2 separate regions of the Homo sapiens genome follow, and region 1 is linked to region 2. The links are chromatin loops, found by intact Hi-C in ENCODE. Cell type or tissue: ascending aorta. All regions are shown on one strand. Links, peaks and the distances in the headings refer to the core of each region. The heading gives the core; the rest is flanking DNA. Region 1 has its middle 63 kb from the start of FAM171A1. Region 2 overlaps ITGA8 (integrin subunit alpha 8).

Region 1 (10,374 bases), core at 2,375-10,374, 99 kb after region 2:
ACTAAACACTTCCCAGATTTCCGTCCTGTGAAAAAGTGAGCTGCGTCATTCCCCAGCACGACGTGGGCCCGCGAACTCTTTCCTTTGGAGTTGTGTCCAGAGGGTTGTTGGGAGTCTGTCTAAAGATAAGTGGGGAGATTTGGAGAGCACACAAAATGAGTGTAAACCCCAAGGGATAGGAATTCCTCTGCCATCAGTGAGAAAAAAAACAAACCGGTGTGGGCTTTGCCTGCATTTCCCGTGGTGAAGGGAAGGGGAGCTCTCTCTCCCAGCTTGCCCTGCTGCTGGCCTCAAAGTCAGCTCTCTGTCAACTGTCTCCTCTGATCCTTCATCCCAAACAAAATCACAGAAGGCAGTGCAGGGTAAGAGAGGTTGGCCAGCTGGACTTTGGCCATAAAATGAAATCCAGGGCAAAGTTCTAAAATAAGGGAGGTCTGCTTTTGAAATTGTCATTGTTTTTCTCATTCTGGACTCCCCTACCACAAATTTTGCTCAACTAAAATGGAAAAACAGCAAGGCATCATCTTCATGTAAATATTGGAACACAAGGATGCTACCTAGAAGAAAAGAATACCCATGGAAGAAACCAACTTTGAGAGGCTTTTGTGTGTGTGTATGAGACAGGGTCTTGCTGTGTCACCCAGGCTAGAGTGCAGTGGTGCGATCATAGCTCACTGCACCCCCAAACTCCTGAGTTCATGCGATCCTCCCATCTCAGCCTCCTGCCTAGCTGATAGGCACATACCACCATGCCTGGCTAATTTTTAAATTCTTTTTATGGAGATCAGCTCTCGCTATTTTGCCCAGGTTGGTCTCAAATTCCTGGGCTCAAGTGATCCTCCTGCCTCAGCCTCCTGAGTATCTGGGACTGCAGGTGCACACCACCATACCTGGCTAATTTTTAAATTTCCTTCATAGAGATGGGGTCTTGCTAGTTTGCCCAAGCTGGTCTTGAACTCCTGGCTTCAAGTGATCCTCCCACTGTGGCCTCCCAAAGTGCTGGGATTACAGGTGTGAGCCTCCATGCCCAGCTGAAGTATTCTTCAAGAATACTCAACATGTGAGACATGTGAGCATTCAGAAGACATGGTAAATATTCAGTACCAAGTCTGAATAATAATAATTGTCATTAATATTATTTTAGAGACAGGGTTTTGTTCTATCACCCAGGCTTCAGTGCAGTCAGAATCATAGCTAACTGCAGCCTCAAACTCCTGGGCTCAGGTGATCCTCCTGCCTCAGCCTCCATGGTAGCTAGAACTACAGGTGCACACCACCATGTCCAGATGACTTTATTATTTTTATGTTGTAGAGACAGGGGTCTCTGTGTTGCCCAGGCAGGTCTCAAACTCCTGGGCTCAAGTGATCCTCCCACCTCAGCCCAAGTCTGAATGATAATAATTATTATTATTATTATTTTTCTTTTTTTGGATGGAGTCTCACTCTGTTTCCAGGCTGGAGTGCAGTGGCATCATCTCGGCTCACTGCAACCTCTGCTTCCTGAGGTCAAGTGATTCTCCTGCCTCAGCCTCCCGAGTAGCTGGGATGACAGGCACGCACCACCACGCCCAGCCAATTTTTGCATTTTTAGTAGAGACGGGGTTTTACCATGTTGGCCAAGATGGTCTCGATCTCTTGACCTCCTGATCCTCCTGCCTCGGCCTCCCAAAGTGCTGGGATTACAGGCGTGAGCAACCATATCCAGCCTGAATAATTATTAATAACACATATCTTTACCAGGTTTATGTGAATCACTGAACAGTTTATGTCAGTAAATTTTTAATTAGTATAAATTGTTATTTCTGTTTGGAATGTTTTAGGCAAAAGTTAACTAAATTGTTTGTCATTATATAATTATAATTATATATTACATATAATTATATAAATTATATATTACATATAATTATATAAATTATATAATATAAATTATTTTATATCACTCCAAATTCTTATTGTATACTTGGAGAAAATAGTTTACTCTTTATCTACATTTCAAAAATTTTTCGCAGCCCTTCAAGATCTCTGGACATGTTGCCTCACAATTTTCTTTGTCTTCATCCACAAAATTCCCTTTTTCTCCATAATAAACTTTTCATCACCAACAATAATATTTACTGAACAGTGTACTAAACACTTTCATCTTGGACCATAACTGTTCAGATTAACATGCTGTAGGAGCTTCAGATGGCCATAAAAATCCTCTTCTCCGTTAGGTTCTTTGGTTTTTGTCTCCAAATATTTCCTTCCCATTCATTTTATCACACGCCTTTGAACACTGGATTTTTCTCTAGATCTTCGACGTGTCTCCAGTCTGGACTCCTTTTTCCATTTCAACAGCTTTTTAAATAATGCAATTGAGACCACATTAAGAAATGTTTACATTGTCAACACCCTTTAAGAATGTATATCCTTAAAATGGAGTAAATATGAAGAGACCATACTCATTCAAATCCAAAATATAAAAGCCTCCTCACATTACATCTTTGAAGTATCAACATGCCATGAAAATTTTTTGTCTTGAGATCTTTCCCAACTGGGACTTATTTAGATCTAGCAATAACTTTCACCTTTTCTTCTAAACTCAAAGGAGTCTAGGGCAGAATTTCCACATCTAGACAAAACAGAATAATCATTTTTGTTCTCTCCCAGATCTTTTTCACCCTGAATAGCACTTGCCAGCAAGATGTGAAAAGGAAAAGTTTGCAAGCTCGGACCAACCATTCTGAGGGCTTTGATCTGTCTTTGATTTTGCAGCAATTGGTGCGAATGGTAGACATCTGATTCACCTGCCTTACTCATTCCTGACGCGCACCCTATACCAGCTGCTCTCCACTGACTTTGGTAAGTGCTCTGATGAGTTTTGTTTACCCAGACTTGAGAAGGAGATGTATAAATACAAATGACTGCATAACCACATTTTAGATAAGACATCCTTAAAACGCTCATCAGTAATGTTTTAGAAACTCTTATGGCTGTAGACCAATCTTTTGGAAACAAAATTGTTTCAAGCTTTGGGAAGGCATTTAAAATAAAGAAAAAGAAAAACTAAGCAAGATGAAATAGACAAATTAAAGCAAGAGATATTTTGCCTGCCCTTTTTATTTTTTAATTTGAGATGGAGTCTTACTCTGTTGCCCAGGCTGGAGTGCAGTGGTGAGATCTCGGCTCACTGCAACCTCCACCCCCTGGGTTTAAGTGATCCTCCCAAGCAGCTGTGCGTACACGTGTGTGCCACAACGCCGAGATAATTTTTGTATTTTTAGTAGAGACAAGGTTTCGCCATGTTGGCCAGACTGGTCTCGAACTCCTGACCTCAGGTGATCCACCTACCTCGGCCTCCCAAAGTGCTGGGATTATAGGCGTGCCACTGCACCCAGCCTCGCTTGCCATTTTTAAAACAACTTTTATTCTACCCCCTTTGTACTGTTTGGACTTCTGTTTACCATGTGCGTGTGTTGCCAGGTAAAAAAGAACTATGCCTTTTGGTTTTGTTTTTTTTTTTTTTTTTTTTTTTTTTTTTTTGTGTGTGTGTGTGTGTGTGTGTGTGTGTGTTTGAGACGGAGTCTCGCTTGGCCGCCCAGGTTGGAGTGCAATGGCATGATCTCTGCTCACTGCAACCTCCACCTCCCAGGTTCAAGCGATTCTCCCGCCTCAGCCTCCTGAGTAGCTGGGTGCCATCATGCCCCGCTAATTTTTGTATTTTTGTAGAGATGGAGTTTCACCGTGTTGGTCAGGCTGGTCTCGAACTTCTGACCTCGTGATCCACCCGCCTTGGCCTCCCAAAGTGCTGGGATTACAGGTGTGAGCCACCATGCCCAGCCCCAGAACTATGCCTTTTAAAGCCAAACCATATATCTTAATTTTCTTGCTCAAAGTAAAACAGAGCACATGTTACAAAAATGGAGAAGGAGAGGCTGCTAGTGGTGAAACCAAGTCCAGCACTGCCTTGTTGGTGAACGTTAAAGATTTCGCTGGAAACCTTGTTTGGGATACTTTGTCCTCCTGCCCCCAGCCCCAGCCTCTCCCAGGCACACCCCAACCTTCCCAGTCTCTAGCCCAGATCTCCTTCCTGCTCTCAGCTGTCAACTAATCTCTGCTAAGGTGGTCCATTTTTATTTATGTTTATATTTTATTAATTATATATTTTTATTTTTTATTCTTTTTTTTAAAGACAAAGTCTTGCTCTGTTGCTCAGGCTGGGATGCAGTGGCAAGATCTTAGCTCACTGCAGCCTTGATCTCCTGAGCTCAAGTGATCCTCCCACTTCAGCCTCCTGAGTAGCTGGGACTACAGGTATGCACCACCATGCTCAGCTAATTTTTAAGTTTTTATTAGAGATGGGGGTCTCACTATTTTGCTCAGGCTGGTCTCAAACTCCTGGCATCAAGTGATCCTCTCACCTTGGCCTCCCAAGGTGCTGGCATCACAGGTGTGAACCACCACATTTGGCCTAATTTTTAAAATCTATAAATGTATGTTTAAAGCAATGGTTAACCCTCGAGCCCTCTTTAAATGGATATAACAAGGGGAAGCCCCGGTTGATGCAAGGATTCAAACCCCTCCTTAGCTTCCTCTGGTGTGAATCGGAGGCTGGCAGAGAGGGCGAGTCAACGCATACATATTTGACAAAATGCAACAGTGTCAGTATATAGAGTTCCTCAGCTATGACTGGTTAATCACTGAGGCCACAGCGTGCTATGTGTCTGGCATCCTGCTAGGAATTGAGGCTACCAAAAACAATATCTGCTGCCAGGTCTCCATCCTAGAGGAGTTCCTATGCCAGTGTGGAAGATGGGCACATAAATCAATCATGACAGTTCCATGGGGTAAGTGGCTAAGACAGAGACGTGTCCAAATGTCCCTGAATCCCAGAGAGACGCTGTCCTTGAAGGATCTTAAACAGGAAAGATATGTGGTCAAAATACCACTCCTGGCAGCACCCTGGAAGATTAGAATCCAGGAGACCAGAGTGAATGCTCTGAGGACAGCCCGGACCAGAGCACATGGTGCAAGAAAGTGAGGGAGGGGCGCTGGGAGCAGGCAGAACTAGGTCAGTCCCCCATGGGATAAGTTATCTCCATGAAGTATGCAGTGTGTGTGTGTGTGTGTGTGTGTGTGTGTGTGTGTGTGTGAGAGAGAGAGAGACAGAGAGAGAGAGAGAGATGAGGAGTGAAAGCGATGTATGGAGGAGAGAAGGATGGGGGAGAGAGACAGGGAAAGAGGGAGAAATAGGTAGAGAGAGAAAGCGTGCGCGATAGAAAGGGAAATGGAGGAAGAGAAAGAAGAGAAAGAGACGCAGAGAGGGAGGGAAGAAAGGAGGGAAATGGAGAGAGAGAAGAGAGAGAGAGAGAGAGAAAGAGAAGGGGGGGAAGGAAGGAAATGGAGAGAAAAAGAAGAGAGACGGAGAGAAAGAAAGACGGGGGAGGGAGAGGGAGAAAGAGAAAGAGAGAAAATACTGCCCTCTGGTGGCTGACGGACAAAACTGAAGAATTATTAATAGTATTGTATGTGTTAAGTTGCTCATCTCCATTCTAAAAGGTGATCCCGCTGATAATGTCAGTCTTAAAGCATATAATTGAAAAACCTGGGGGAAAAATTGTTTTAACACATTCTTATATCTGAAGTCTGTGTGCTGATCAGCGGTGATAAACACACCACAGCCTTTACTCCTTATCTCCTCACATCTTCCAGCTGTGTGAAATATAGATTGCTTGCCTGCTAGTGAACTGTCTGTATTCAAGGATGGTTTCATAATTTCTATCAATGAAACCCTTCAATAATTTAGCTAACATAACTTTGGAAAGCTCAACAATGAGTCATAAAGAAAGTTAATATTGCCATCCATCCTGCAAAATACTTTCTTTATATGTTTGTGTATATGCTTATTGGTCTCAAAGTTAAAAACAATTTTAATAAATGTTATCCCATTATTTGCTATTAAATATTTAGATTCTGTTTTTTAAAAATATTTCACTGAACTGAATTTAAACAAGAAGAGCCTGGCTTGGTGCATGCCTGTATTCCCAGCTACTCGGGAGGCTGAGGCAGGAGGATCACTTGAGTCCAGGAGTTGGAGGCTGTGGTGAACTATGATTGCACCACTGGACTCTGGCCTGGGAGACAGAGGAAGGCCCTGTCTCTAAAAAATTAAAACAGATAAATAAAGATAATTGAAAATGATTATTTTTTTAAAAAACGATACCAAGCAACCACTCAAATAATGCTCACCAGCCCCCAAAACTGTATTTGCATGTGTGAAAATGCCCAGCTTTGTAAAGGGAGTCTGTAGTCTGTGTGTGTTAATATTCCCCAGAAACCAACCCAAGGCTTAGGAAAGAATAGAGAAATTTCCCCCTATTCTATGTATATTTGTAGCCATCATTTGAAATGTCTTAGGCACCTAAACCAAGCATGAAAAGCACAGTTTCATTCCAGCTTTATGAACTTTACGTCACATTAAACCAGAAGGCTCCCTTTTCTCCTTTATGTTTCTTCCATTTCTCAAATCAATTGTCAATTCTCAATCCAGAATTTAAGGGAGAAATTTAAAGAAAAAAGGGAGATAGATAAATTTAAAGAAAAAAATGAGATAAACTTCAACAATATTACAGACTTCAATTTTTTTTGTAACAAATTGTTCGCTGAGACTGAATTTTAACCAAGAATGGAGTGAGAAAATACTATATAACTTCTTTCTGGGTTTGAGTTTTGTTTCTTGTTTTTTTGAGCAACTAGCTTTCACTGTATTTATTCTGCCTTCTCTTAACCCAGCCAAATAGCCTGGAAACTTGGAAGGATGTCTGGTTTATTTTTTATTAATTAAAGAGAACGATAAAAGATAATACAAAAGATAATTTTTCAGTTTCCTGGACTCCAATCCCGTATATACTGGATGGAATCAAAGGTAAAATTAGATTACCATTGGAGAAGGAGCAGGATCCAGAGTGCACGGGAAGTTGGCTTTGGCTTAGAAATTATTATTTTGATGCTGTAAATGTTTCAATCTGACAACTCCCCCCACTTCCCAAGATTGTCATCAAATGTAGGAAAAGAAAGAAGTGAAAAATTACCTAGAACATGTATATGTATAACTGGGAATGTTGCCTCTCATTGTTTGAAAACATGACCTTTGTCCTTGCAGGGAATTCCAAATTCCTTGCCTGGAAACACGTTCTGAAAGGAGGTACAAGAGCACTTTGCAAACTATGGGATCAAAAAAAAACTGAACATAAATCTGATCGAACTCTGACACCAGTTTTCAGAACACACAGAGAGAGAGGAGCATGTTCCACACCATGTACTCACTAAGATCCATGCTGTGAGAACCTCTGCAGCAGCGGTCCCCAACCTTTTTGGCACCAGAGACCAGTTTCATGGAAGATAATTTTTCCACAGACCGGTGGGCGGTTGGAGCGGGGCTGGGAGGAATGGTTTTGGGACGAGTCAAGTGCATTACATTTATTGTGCCCTTTATTTCTATTATTACACTGTAATGTATAATAATTTTTTTTTTCTTTTTTTGAGACGGAGTCTCGCTCTGTCGCCCAGGCTGGAGGGCAGTGGTGTCATCTCGGTTCACTGCAACCTCCGCCTTCTGGTTCAAGCAATTCTCCTGCCTCAGCCTCCCGAGTAGCTGGGATTACAGGCCCGCACCAGAACGCCAGGCTAATTTTTGTATTTTTAGTAGAGATGGGGTTTCACTATATTGGCCAGGCTGGTCTTGAACTCCTGACCTCAGGTGATGGTGAAATAATTATAAAACTCACCATAATGTAGAATCAATGGGAGCCCTGAGCTTGTTTTCCTACAACTAGATGGTCCCATTTTGGGGTGACGGGAGACAGTGACAGATCATCAAGCATTAGATTCTCATAAGGAGCACGCAACGTAGATGCATCACACACACAGTTGACAACAGGGTTCCCGCTCCTATTAGATCTAATGCCACACTGATCTGACAGGAGGCAGAGTTCAGGCAGTAATGTGAGCAATGGGGAGCAGCTGTAAATACAGAGGAGGCTTTGCTCACTCCCCCGCCACTCACCTCCTGCTGTGCCAGCCCAGTTCTTAACAGGCCATGGACTAGTACCAGTCTGTGGCCTGGGGTTTGGGACCTCCGCTCTATAGAACAAACAATCCTGTTTTTATTTTTCAATAAATAAATACCAACCAAAAAAAAAGAGAGATGGGGAGGGAACCCACCAATTGAAATATATTGAAGAAACATATCAACAATTGTGATTTATGGATCTTATTTTGGATGTGAGTCAAGCCAACCATAAAATGTTATGAGACAGTTGTGAAATTTGAACCGTGGCTGGTTATTTTATTTCAACAAGGAAAGATTGATGATTATTTTTTCAGTGTAATCATGGTGTTTTGGTTATGTTTAAAATAAGGAGTCCTCGCTGGGTGCAGTAGCTCATGCCTATAATCCCACCACTTTTGGGAGGGTGAGGGAGGATCATTTGAGCTCAGGAGTTTCAGACCAACCTGAGCAACGTAGTGAGACCCTATCTCTACAAAAATTTTAAAAATTAGCTGGGTATGGTGGCACGTGCCTATAGCCCCAACTACTCAGGAGGCTGAAGTGGGAGGATCGCTGGAGCCTGAGAGGTTGAGGTTGCAGTGAGGTGTGATCACACCACTGCACAGCAGCCTGGGTGACAGAGTGAAACCTTGTCTCAAAAAATAAAAATAAAAAATGAAGAGTTCTTATCTTTCAGAGTGTTATCCTGGAACTGAAATTTGCTTCAAATAACCTGCAGGAGTGTGATCGGTATATATGATTCAAGACTGGCTGTGAATTAGTAACTATTAAAATCGAATGACAGGACCTTAAAGGTTCATTAATCTCCCTATTTTTGTATATATTCAAAATTTTCAATATCAAAGTGTTTAAAAGCAGGGGTTTGGGGAGGATGATGAACACCTGGAGCTCTCAAACACCACAGGTAGGAGTAGGAGTAGAGGTTGTTGCCACTACTTCAAAGAGCTATTTGGCATTTTGAAGTAGAATATGTGAATGCGTAATGCTGCCATTCCACTTCTAAGTCTTATTTATTTATTACTTATGTATTTACTGAAACAGAGTCTCACTGTGTCAGCCAGACTGGAGTGCAGTGGCACGATCTTGACTCACTGCAAACTCCACCTCCTGAGTTCAAGCAATTCTCCTGCTTCAGCCTCTCGAGTAGCTGGGATTACAGGTGTGCACCACCACCCCTGGCTAATTTTTGTATTTTTAGCAGAGAAGGGGTTTTACCATGTTGGCCAGGCTGATCTCAAACTCCTGACCTCAAGTGATCCACCTTCCTGGACCTCCCAAATTGTTGGAAGTACAGGCGTGAGCCACCGCGCCTGGCCCCGACTTACAGGGTTTTAGAAGACTGAAGCTCTAAGAGGCTGAATTACCATCAAATGGCTTTTTAAGCTTCCAGTCTATTGCCTTCTAATATTTTAAAATAATTGATTCCTATAAGAAATAACACAAGCGGCCGGGTGCGGTGGCTCACGCCTGTAATCCCAGCACTTTGGGAGGCCAAGGTGGGTGGATCACGAGGTCAGGAGATCGAGAACATCCTGGCTAACACAGTGAAACCCCGTCTCTAATAAAAATACAAAAAATTAGCCGGGTGTGGTGGCAGGTGCCTGTAGTCCCAGCTACTCGGGAGGCTGAGGCTGGAGAATGGCGCCAACCCGGGAGGCGGAGCTTGCAGTGAGCCGAGATGGCGCCACTGCACTCCAGCCTGGGCAACAGAGCGAGACTCTGCCTCAAAAAGAAAGAAAGAAAAGAAAGAAAGGAAAGAAAAGAAAGAAAGAAAGAAAGAAAGAGAGAGAGAGAGAGAGAGAGAGAAAGAAAGAAAGAAAGAAAGAAAGAAAGAAAGAAAGAAAGAAAGAAAGAAAGAAAGAAAGAAAGAAAGAAAACAAGCTACAGGCCAGGGGCGGTGGCTCACACCTGTAATCCCAGCACTTTGGGAGGCTGAGGCAGGTGGATCAACTGAGGTCAGGAGTTCGACACCAGCCTGGCCAATATGGTGAAACCCCATCTCTACTAAAAATACAAAAAATAGCCGGGCTGTGGGCATGGTAGCAGGCACCTGTAATCCCAGCTACTCAGGAGGCTGAGGTGGGAGAATCGCTTGAACTCGGGAGGCGGAGATTGCAGTTAGTCAACATTGCACCACTGCATTCCAGCCTGGGTGACAGAGGGAGACCCTATCTCAAAAACAAACAAACAAAAACAACAATAAAAATAACGCAAACTACATTTAATGAGGCAACGTGATGATAAACTGTCTGCAAGGACTATAAATGTTATTTTTTTTTTTTTTTTTTTTTTTTTTTTGAGACGGAGTCTCGCTCTGTCGCCCA
Region 2 (10,394 bases), core at 763-8,762:
AAATCCTAAAGAGGAATGCGTTATTATAATCTAAGAATACACTGTACATTGGGGCCTATTAACAGTTTTGTCATACAAACCAGGAAGAGGGAAACGTTTTCTGCCCTCCTAATCCAGGCTAGAAAGTTTACAATTCTTGGTGGATATGACTTGTTGCGTTATGTTGGTTTCTGTCCATGTAACGAACATGCAAACTGGTCAGAAACAGATTGTATGTAGGTTAATCCTAAATGGTCCCCTATTCTGTGATTGTTGCTTGAAATAGAAATTTCCTTTACAGGTGAAAGTTTTGCCACTAATTCCTTAGGTTTTGTCACCTCAAAAGGCTTGGTTTCTGGTAAATATTGAATATTTCAAAACGGGCTACATAAAATGGATATGTGCTTTAAAATAATTATTGGGAAGGAATTAAGCAGCTGGAAGTTGGGAGTGGGAGAGCTTGTGTCATTGCCTGACACACTAGGTCGCTAACTCCTCCGTTTGTTACCAACTCACTTTTATTGGTACCATGCCTATAAGCAAATCATTGTGCAAAAGTGCATGATAGAGACAGCCAGTGAGCTACAAACCATGGTTTAAATGATGCGGTAATGACAGACGAGCAAGGCATTTTCTGGGGATTAATAGCCAGCTGGGGCAAGACGAAGGTCCTCATTGTTGCCAAGGGATATTAACCCCAGCTGGGTTTTCAATCCTAAATTGCCTACAATGTGGCAGTGATTGCTATTACATGAGTAGATTGCTATATGGGAGAGAGGTTATATTGAACATAAGAATAATACTATTGTTACATAAAGAGCACAACTGGAAGCATTTAACTTTGGATGTGGAATCACTATTACACCTCTGCCCGTAATTGCTTTCCATGAGTTATTAAATACTCACCTGTGCCATGCCTCTGATCTACAACGCAGAACTTGGGTATCTTTGATGCTGACTCTGCTGATCAGTCTAATAAACCACGTTTTCCATTCCTTGGAGCTCCAGAGCATTCTTTAAAAGTGAAGATGCATTTTTTTTTCCTTCCAACAAGGGTGGAAGAAACCTTACTTTTGAAGAATGCGTTCAAAACAAAAAACAGATTGATCTAGGAGAGGTGGTGTTACAGGCTGTTTGCTTATCTTACTGTGCCCGGAATTGGTGGGTTCTTGGTCTCACCGACTTCAAGAACGAAGCCGCAGACCCTCGCGATGAGTGTTACAGTTCTTAAAGGCAGCGTGTCCAGAGTTTGTTCCTTCTGATGTTCGGATGTGTTCAGAGTTTCTTCCTTCTGGTGGGTTCGTGGTCTCGCTGGCTCAGGAGTGAAGCTGCGGACCTTCTCGGTGAATGTTAACAGCTCTTAAGGCAGCGCGGAGTTATTCGTTCCTCCCGGTGGGTTTGTGGTCTGGTTGGCTTCAGGAGTGAAGCTGCAGACCTTCGAGGTGAGTGTTACAGCTCATAAAGGCAGCGTGGACCCAAAGAGGGAGCAGCAGCAAGATTTATTGCAAACAGCAAAAGAACAAACCTGCCACAGTGTGGAAGGGGACCCCAGCAGGTTGCCACTGCTGTCCCAGGCAGCCTGCTTTTATTCTCTTATCTGGCCCCACCCACATCCTGCTGATTGGTCCATTTTACAGAGAGCCCAGTGGTCTGTTTTGACAGGGTGCTGATTGGTGCGTTTACAATCCCTGAGCTAGTCACAAAGGTTCTCCACGTCTCCACTAGATTAGCTAGATACAGAGTGTGGACATAAAGGTTCTCCAAGTCCCCACCAGAGAAGCTAGATACAGAGTGTGGATTGGTGCATTCACAAACCCTGAGCTAGACACAGGGTGCTGATTGGTGTGTTTACAAACCTTGAGCTACATACACAGTGCCGATTGGTGTATTTACAATCCCCTAGCTAGACATAAAGGTTCTCCAAGTCCCTACCAGTCAGGAGCCCAGCTGGCTTCGCCTAGTGGATCCCGCACCGGCGCCGCAGGTGGAGCTGCCTGCCAGTCCCGTGCCCTGTGCCCACACTCCTCAGCCCTTGGGTGGTTGATGGGACTGGGTACCGTGGAGCAGGGGGCGGTGCGCGTCAGGGAGGCTCGGGCTGCACAGGAGCCCACGGAGGGTGGGGGGAGGCTCAGGCATGGCGGGCTGCAGGTCCCGAGCCCTGCCCCTGGGGGAGGCAGCTAAGGCCCAGGGAGAAATCCAGCACAGCACCGGTGGGCCGGCACTGCTGGGGGACCCAGCACACCTACCGCAGCCGCTGGCCCGGGTGCTAAGCCCCTCATAGCCCACACTCACCCGCGGAACTCACACTGGCCCGCAAGCACCGCACGCAGCCCAGGTTCCCGCCTGCGCCTCTCCCCCCGTGCCTCTCCCTCCACACCTCCCGGCAAGCTGAGGGAGCCGGCTCCGGCCTCGGCCAGCCCAGGAAGGGGCTCCCACAGTGCAGCCGCGGGCTGAAGGGCTCCTCAAGTGCCGCCAAAGTTGGAGCCCAGGCAGAGGAGGCGCCGAGAGCGAGCCAGGGCTGTGAGGGCTGCCAGCATGCTGTCACCTCTCACTATTATTTGCTAGCACCCCAGGCTACGTCCAGGCACACACCAATTAGATTGAGGAGGTGAGAGCTTATCAATATCCCCTTCAAAGGAACTGTAGCCCTCATCTTATATCACTATCACCTTTTACAACTTCCTGAATTGCTTACTCTAATTAAAGGGAGAAAGGAAAGGGTGTCCAATTCAATAATGGAAAGATCTTTCATAATTGCCATCAAATGGATGGTACATGGAGTGGGAGGGTCGTCAAATGACCAAAGCATTAGATGTGTTCATTCACCCTTCATTCATGTGGTCAGAGATCCAGTATTGATTAAGCAAGCTCTCCTGTGCACATTGTTCTAGGTTCTGTAGAAGATATAGACATTATATTCCAAGGAATATGCCTTGCATCTTTGTATCATATAGTTGGGGAGAAAAGTAATAGAGAAAAATTAAAAATTAAACAACAATGTGAACCTTCCAAAAAATATGTCAGATACAGTCTCATCTCAGTCTCACTGAATCAGAATCTCTGAGACTGATCTCAGATATGTCTGAAGTTCAGCAACCACCAGAAACGGCAGTCAAGATTGGTGATGAGGCTGGGCATGGTGGCACACGCCTGTGATGCCAGCACTTTGGGAGGCTGAGGCAGGAGGATCACTTGAGGTCAGGAGTTCAAGACCAGCCTGGCCAACATGGAGATACCCTGACTCTACTAAAAAAAATACAAAAATTAGCCAAGCATGGTGGTACTTGCCTGTAGTCCCAGCTACTTGGGAGGCTGAGGCAGGAGAATCACTTGAACCCGGGAGGTGGAGGTTGCAGTGAGCCGAGATCACACCATTGCACTCTAGCCTGGGCAACAGAATGAGACTCTGTCTCAAAAAAAAAAAGATTGGTGATGTGATGAATGGAAAATATGAGAAATCAAACTGCAGCCAACAGCAGGAAGGGCAAAGGAAGGAAGTGAAAGAAAGTTCCCTTAGAGAAACATATTAATCCACATTCTACATCCTAGAGTTCAAATGCTGTCTATGATGCATTAGGAAACTTTCGCATTTATAAATGCAGAATCTGTAAGAGAAAAGCGTTCCATCTAGAAAGATTTTGATGCAGAGATGCAGTTTTCAAACTATTTATCAAAGACATGACTTCAAGAACAGTAATATTTTCTATCAATTTTTTATTGAACTTGGAGATAAAAGAAAACTTCTTCATTGGAGGTTTGGGAGCATGGAAACGCATTTGAGAATATAATTATAATCCTTACCCACAAGATCTCATTACTAGAGTTTCTCTTGTTTCTATCAGTGAGGATAGCAAGGAAATTAGATTGAAATCACCAGGTACACACATGATTTTATGAGCAAAAGTTTCCGAATTGTATAAAAACCCTTCTCAAACAAACAAAACTCCGACTTTTAGTTAAAATGGAAATGCTAAGAGAGAAGAGATCATTAGAATAACATCCAAAAAGGAATTTTCCCAAATGAGTAGAGTTGTTTATTCTGGAGGGTAGGAGTAGAAAGAAACATTCAAAGATATTGTAACTTTAAGTATATAAAAGTTACATACTATGTCCTGCCCTTACCATGTAGAGGAAAAAAGCGTTTATCTAATGGAGAAAAAAATTCTGCCACAGGGGAAAAAGAACTTTGTAAAAAATATTTAAGGAAAATTATTGGACTCATGAGGCCCAACATTGGATTATAGACAGTGATGTACTGGTAGATTTTTACTAACTACTTTCTGGGAAGGAAAAAGAGCCCCGATCCGTAACATTTGCCACTGATTTCAAGCCACCACCATGATCGTCACGGAATACAGAGCTGGGAAGAGATGCCAGGTCCCACACCATTATGTAGTGTTTCCTCTTACAGATACAGTAGACATAAATCACATCCTGAGCACAGATAATAGTCAAATGTAATAAAATAGCAAGCATGAGGTTTTGAGTATTTATTACCTTTTTTTTAGAAATATAATTTACTTAAGTTTACATTTATATAATTTAAGTTGTAATAATGGCTCTGTTTAACAACCGGCACCCAAAAGTCTTGAAATGATTAACACTTGGGTCTCAAGAGCCATGATGAGCCAGTTAGGACCCAGCACTGGGTAGATCGAACCATTGTATCCAACAAAAGAGAGCCACAGAAGCTTCAGTTCTCCAAGCAGCCTTCCTGAGTCACTCTTAAATATTTTAACATTGACTTTTATCAACAGTTAATATGAGACCCTATTAAACAAACAGAGCTTTCACTGAGAAGCTCTGTTAAAAACACTGTTTGGCTCTAGGTCAGTGGTTCTTAACTGGGGTGATTTTGTTCCCCTGGGGACAACTGGCTGTAACTAGAGGCTTTTTTTTTTTTTTTTTTTTTTTTTTTTGAGAGGGAGTCTCACTCGGTTGCGCAGGCTGGAGGGCAGTGGCACGATCTCGGCTCACTGCAACCTCCGCCTCCCAGGTTCAAGCAACTCTCCCGCCTCAGCCTCCTGAGTAGCTGGGATTATAGGGACCCGCCACCATGCCCAGCTAATTTTTTGTATTTTTAGTAGAGACAGGGTTTCACCATCCTGGTCAGGCTGGTCTTGAACTCCTAACCTGGTGATCTGCCCACCTTGGCCTCCGAAAGTGCTGGGATTCCACCACGCCCGGCCGGCATCTTTGATTGTCACAACTGAGGGAGGGTGCTATTAGCATCTAGCCAGGGGCCAGGGATGCTGGCCAAACATCCTACAATGCAGAGGACAGGCCCCCCCACCCCCACCCTAACTCAGAATGCTGACAGTGCTTAGGCCAAGAAACCCTGTTGTGAGTCTTGTGTAATCTGTGAAATATACTACGATTTTTTTTTCTTTTTGAGACAGAGTTTTGATCCTGTTGCCCAGGTCGGAGCGCAGTGGCGTGCTCTCAGCTCACTGCAACCTGCGCCCCCCAGGTTCAAGCGATTCTGCTGCCTCATCCTCCTGAATAGCTGGGATTACAGGCGCTTGCCACTATGCCAAGCTATTTTTTTTTTTTCTGGTTTTTAGTAGAGACAGGGTTTCACCATGTTGGCCAGGATGGTCTCAAACTCCTGACCTCAGGGGATCCACCGGCCTCGGCCTCCCAAAGTGCTGGGATTACAGGCATGAGCCACTGCGCCCAGCCAATACATTTCTTTATAACTTACTGCCAGTTTCTCTCCTAAAATATTTCCGTCCATCTGATAAGAATTTTGTCACCCATTATGTTTCTCCTTTGTCCTTCACTAGCAGTAACTATATAAATTCTTTGCTTGCTCCTTTTTAGGACTCTGATTTTCTGTTTTTATTTTAACCTTATTATACACAGTCTTTTATTAATGAGATAAATTCTCCTTAGAAATAGGAAGAAGATAAATGGATGGATAGATGGATGCTTGGATAGATGGATGCTTGGATAGATGGATTCACGCTTCGACGCTTAGATGGATGGATGCATGGATGCATGGATGTGTGGGTGGATGGATGAATGCTTGGGTGGGAGGAAAAAAAAGTTAAAAGAGAGAAAATTAAAAAGGAAGGAGGAAATTTTGCCTTGAAATGCAAAACACCAAAAATAATTAGGTGGCTGCCAGTATAACTCTTAAAAACTTTATATGAAATATATTTAAATAAATACTTTTACTTTCAGAGAAAAAATGATCCCTATGCTCTTGCATCCCTGGTGTCCTTTGAAGTTAAGAAGATGCCTTATACAGATCAGCCAGCAAAACTCCCAGAAGGAAGCATAGTAGTGAGTATCTTTAAATATATATAGGCACAAATAATTTAATTGAAATAATTGTTTTAATCACTGTCTAGCTTGTGCTAGGCTTTAGTGTTTACATTGACTTGAGAAAAATTTTCCTCTTCAGCTCACCAATTTCTTACATTGGTCTGGTAATTTCCTAGTGCCTTTTGATCTGGTTTTTGAACTTTCAATATAAATGTCTACCCCAGAAAATTACAGGGCAGGACTAATACCATTTTTAAATGAAGACATTTTATTCAGAGGAATTCAGATAGCAGTTATCATTACAATGAAATCGTACTGATTCTTTCATTTTAAACAGCATGGTTAGTCAAGTAAGAAGGGAAGAAATTCTTTCTTAGGGATAGTAGGCTACGGAGCAGCCGCATGGCTTTGGACAGTCATTTTTTCTTGCTATGCAAAGAACCTTCATTTTGACCTAGAAGGGAATAAAAAAGTCTACTCTGAGCTTCAACTGAATGAAATGTCTTTTTTTTTTTTTTTTTTTTTTGAGAGTCTCGCTCTGTCGCCCAGGTTGGAGTGCAGGGGCACGATCTCAGCTCACTGCAACCGTTGCCTCCGAGGTTCAAGCAATTCTTCTGCCTCAGCCTCCCGAGTAGCTAGGACTACAGGTGCCTGCCACCACGCCCAGCTAATTTTTGTATTTTTCATAGAGACAGGGTTTCACCATGTTGGCCAGGCTGATCTCGAACTCCTGAACTTGTGATCCGCCCGCCTCAGCCTCCGAAAGTGCTGGGATTACAGGCATAAGCCACTGCGCCCAGCTGAAATGTCTTTATTAAAAACTGAAACTACTAAACATTACTGACACCCAAACATCTATCACAGAACAACTCTGATCATCCTCTGCAACCTGGCAAGGCCATGCAAAGGGGATAAAGGAATGAATGATGAGACCAGCAGGCACCATCACCAAAACTCTGCCTTTTCAGTTATTTGTGAAGGTGGTCAGAGACTTTTGAAAAGCATAGTGCTCCAAAAAACAATATTAGGATTCCACCTTCATCCCTTGGTAGCCAGTGGATATTTCCCATCCACAGCTTGAACTCTTGGTCCCCCAGACCTTGTTACTCAAAATGTGATTGCAGATCAATGGCATCAGCATCATCTGGGAGGTTCTTAGAACTACAGAAACAGACCTCTCCAGATCTGCTGAGCCAGGCTCTGCATTTTATCAAAATCATCAGAGCATTCCTAGGCATGGTCAAGTTTGAGAAGCACTGCTTTGGATGGTAGATAAGTTGATAATATTGTCATCTCTTTCTAGCCTAGATCATAAACTTAATTGTAACACTGAATCTTTCTAGCCTGGTCTACTTTCAGTGATCTAAATTAACCACTTGATTTGTGTTTCTCTACCCTGAGTATGCATCAGAATCATCACTCATGCAACTTAAAAATACATACATGCTAAGACTTCTCCCCAAATATTCAGTAGGTCTGGGGTGGGACCCTGACACTGTGCTTTAAAAGTCTTATGAGAGACAATTCTGCAGGGGAGCCAGGGTTGAGAGCTTCTAGCACAGGCAGGTGGCCTAGAGGAAAATCCAAGGTTTTCAAGATAGAGTCACCTGGGTTTGATCCTGGCTCTGCCTTGCTCTAATTAGGAAACCTTTGGGAAGTCACTTTACCTCTCTGAGACAGTCCACCACATCCACCTGATGGAATTGTTAACAAGATCAATAAGATTATCTGTATAAAGCTCTAGCATTGTACCTGGAACAAGTTAGTGTCAAATCTCAATAAATGAGAGTAGCCTCTCAAAATGTCTCCCCTTCTCTGGCTAAGTCCAGTAAGTGCAAATTGAAAGTGACAATTAAGATTTGCACAGTTGTGGGAGGATCACTTGAGCCCTGGAGTTCAAGGTTACAGTGAGCTATGATCGCATGCACTGCACTCAACCTGGGCGAGACCTCGTCTCAAGAAAGGAAGGAAGAAGGGAAGAAAGAAAGGAAGAAAGGAAGAAAGGAAGAAAGGAAGGAAGGAAGGAGAAAGGAAGGGAGGGAGACAGGGAGGAAGGAAGGGGAAGGGAAGAAGGAAGGAAAGAAAGAAGGAAAGAAAGAAGGAAGGAAAGGAAGGAAGGAAGGGAGAAGAAAGATAGATGTGCACAGTTAAAATATTTCAGTAAACTTCGGTGGTATTTAAAGCAAGCACAGCCACATCTTTCTTCATTTAGACCACCTCTTTTTCTTTCCAGTGATGTCCTCTGTGTTTTGGATTTATGTTCAACCTAGAAAACAGAGGCTTTGGGATTTTAATATAGAAGTTTCATCTAAAAATGTTCAAAGGCTTATAGCTCTAAGGGAAATAAATCTGGGCCCTTTTGTTTTTTCCAAGCACGTGCTCCCTAGCAGAAACACATGTTACGGTTGGTTCCATCCACAGGATTGCATCTTTCTGCACTGGCCACAGGTGACAGCCTGCTGTTCTCAACTCATCTCAAAAGATCCACAAAATAATCCGATACATGCTTTCCCCAGCCCTGCCACCCCTGTTATTGAATTGCCAAAAAAAAAAAAAAAAAAGACTTTTTATCTGATGTAGGTGATTTACCACATCAGTTATGTGAAGGTTATTGGGAAAAGATCCAGGAATGGAAACAATTTCAAGTCTCCCAATATCTGACTAACTGGAGAAGACCTTGCCAGTGCAAAGTTAGCTATGCAGCACACAGGGAAATGCTGCCTTACTGTGGCTTGATGTGAGAGAAGAACTCTGAGTGGAGCTGGCAGACATTTTTTTATAGTGAGCTCTTTTCAAAGGCTTTGCCATTCTTCTCTTGAAGGGAGCCCAGCAGGGCCAAGAGGGCGGCTCACACCTGTAATCCCAGCACTTTGGGAGGCCAAGGCAGGCAGATTGCTTCAGCTCAGGAGTTTGAGATTAGCCTAGGCAACATAGTGAGACTCTGCCTCTACAAACAAACAAACAACAACAACAAAAAGCATAAAATTAGCAAGGCGTGGTGATGCTCGCCTGTAGTCCCAGCTACTCAGGAGGCTGAGGCAGGAGGATTGCTTGAGCCTGAGAGGCGGAGGTTGCAGTGAGCCGAGATCACGCCACTGCACTCCAGCCTGGGCAACAGAGCAAGAACCTGTCTCAAAAAAAAAAAAAAAAAAAAAAAAAAAGCCCAGCCGAAAGGGAATTGCTTTAAGGTGGTAGAATCCATTGGAAATGGTAGTTGGAGAAGCATCAGAGCTCTAATCTGCCCCTGAGGAAAGTCATTCTTTGTTCCTTCTTCTATAATGAGACTACTATTTGCTTGTTTTCCTAGACCCTTTTGTGTGATGATTAGTTTGTTTGTACTCCCTTTTCAACACGGTCATAATTCAGCCATCTCTTGAGGCCCGTATTAGCTTTACTTATGGAAGAGAATCACAATTCCCGTTTGCTGCTTGCATAGTATCTGTGTTTGTAACAAATAAAATTCCTCATGTCCTGTGATGCTTGTCATGTCCGGAGACAAGGGAAAGATTGCATGATTCGAAGAAATATGCCTGAACACTGAATCGTTACAGTGCAACAGAAGAAACTGAAATTCAATTATTTGAACACTTTTTTGGCTCACCAAGGAACTTTCGCCTTTGCATGCCATACAAGTAACACTCAATTCTATAATTTACATCTAGCAGAAAGTGGGAGTGTCTTGTGTAATTCCAAAGGTGGTTATTACAAAATATTTCATGAAAATCTTCATTTAAAAACTCATATGTAAACTGTGAACCCATTTGGTTTTCAGAATTGTTAGCAAAACTTCTGCACCTTAATACCTTAATATGGAACTCTTATATTAAACAATTATTTGGAGTTGAAATTTATGATGGGAACTGCTTGTCTCATAAGGAAACTGTTTAAATGTTGTCAAAATGTGGGCTCAGCTAGTACACCTCATGTTATTATTTTGTTCTAAATGGCACCGTAGGTAGGGTGTCTTGGTACGTTTATTTAAAACATTCTTCTGACCCCACTGAAGTATGTTTACACAAGATTTTGTGATACATAAATAGAGACGTCAACATTAATTACCATTGCAAATACAAGGGAGCTTTTTCCTTCTACCTTGGTATTTTTTGTGAAAATATACAAAAACATATCATAAATGTCCACAATAA

The links. Peaks named below come from ENCODE experiments on the same cell type or tissue, not always from the same donor. Only the 100,000 strongest peaks of a DNase experiment are listed, where the experiment ranks them.
Region 1: it touches region 2 in a loop (3.0-fold over the local background); 2 of 110 quality-filtered maps call a loop at or near these places.

Annotation. Positions count from the first base shown.
Region 1 is chr10:15,429,345-15,439,718 of GRCh38, reverse strand. No RefSeq gene overlaps it. Among named protein-coding and RNA genes, the nearest start is that of FAM171A1, 63 kb to the right of the region's middle. RefSeq lists an enhancer at 5,315-5,609. In ascending aorta, for the core only: a CTCF peak has its summit at 5,464 (motif pointing left); DNase peaks (open chromatin) are centred at 4,694 and 4,948; H3K4me3 peaks cover 1,290 bases; H3K27ac peaks cover 4,712 bases.
Region 2 is chr10:15,526,923-15,537,316 of GRCh38, reverse strand. It overlaps ITGA8 (integrin subunit alpha 8), which reads left to right. Exons shown (of 30, transcript NM_003638.3): 28 at 6,166-6,267. Among named protein-coding and RNA genes, the nearest start is that of FAM171A1, 160 kb to the right of the region's middle. In ascending aorta, for the core only: no CTCF peak of the experiment used is centred there; no DNase peak of the experiment used is centred there; H3K4me3 peaks cover 510 bases; H3K27ac peaks cover 6,559 bases.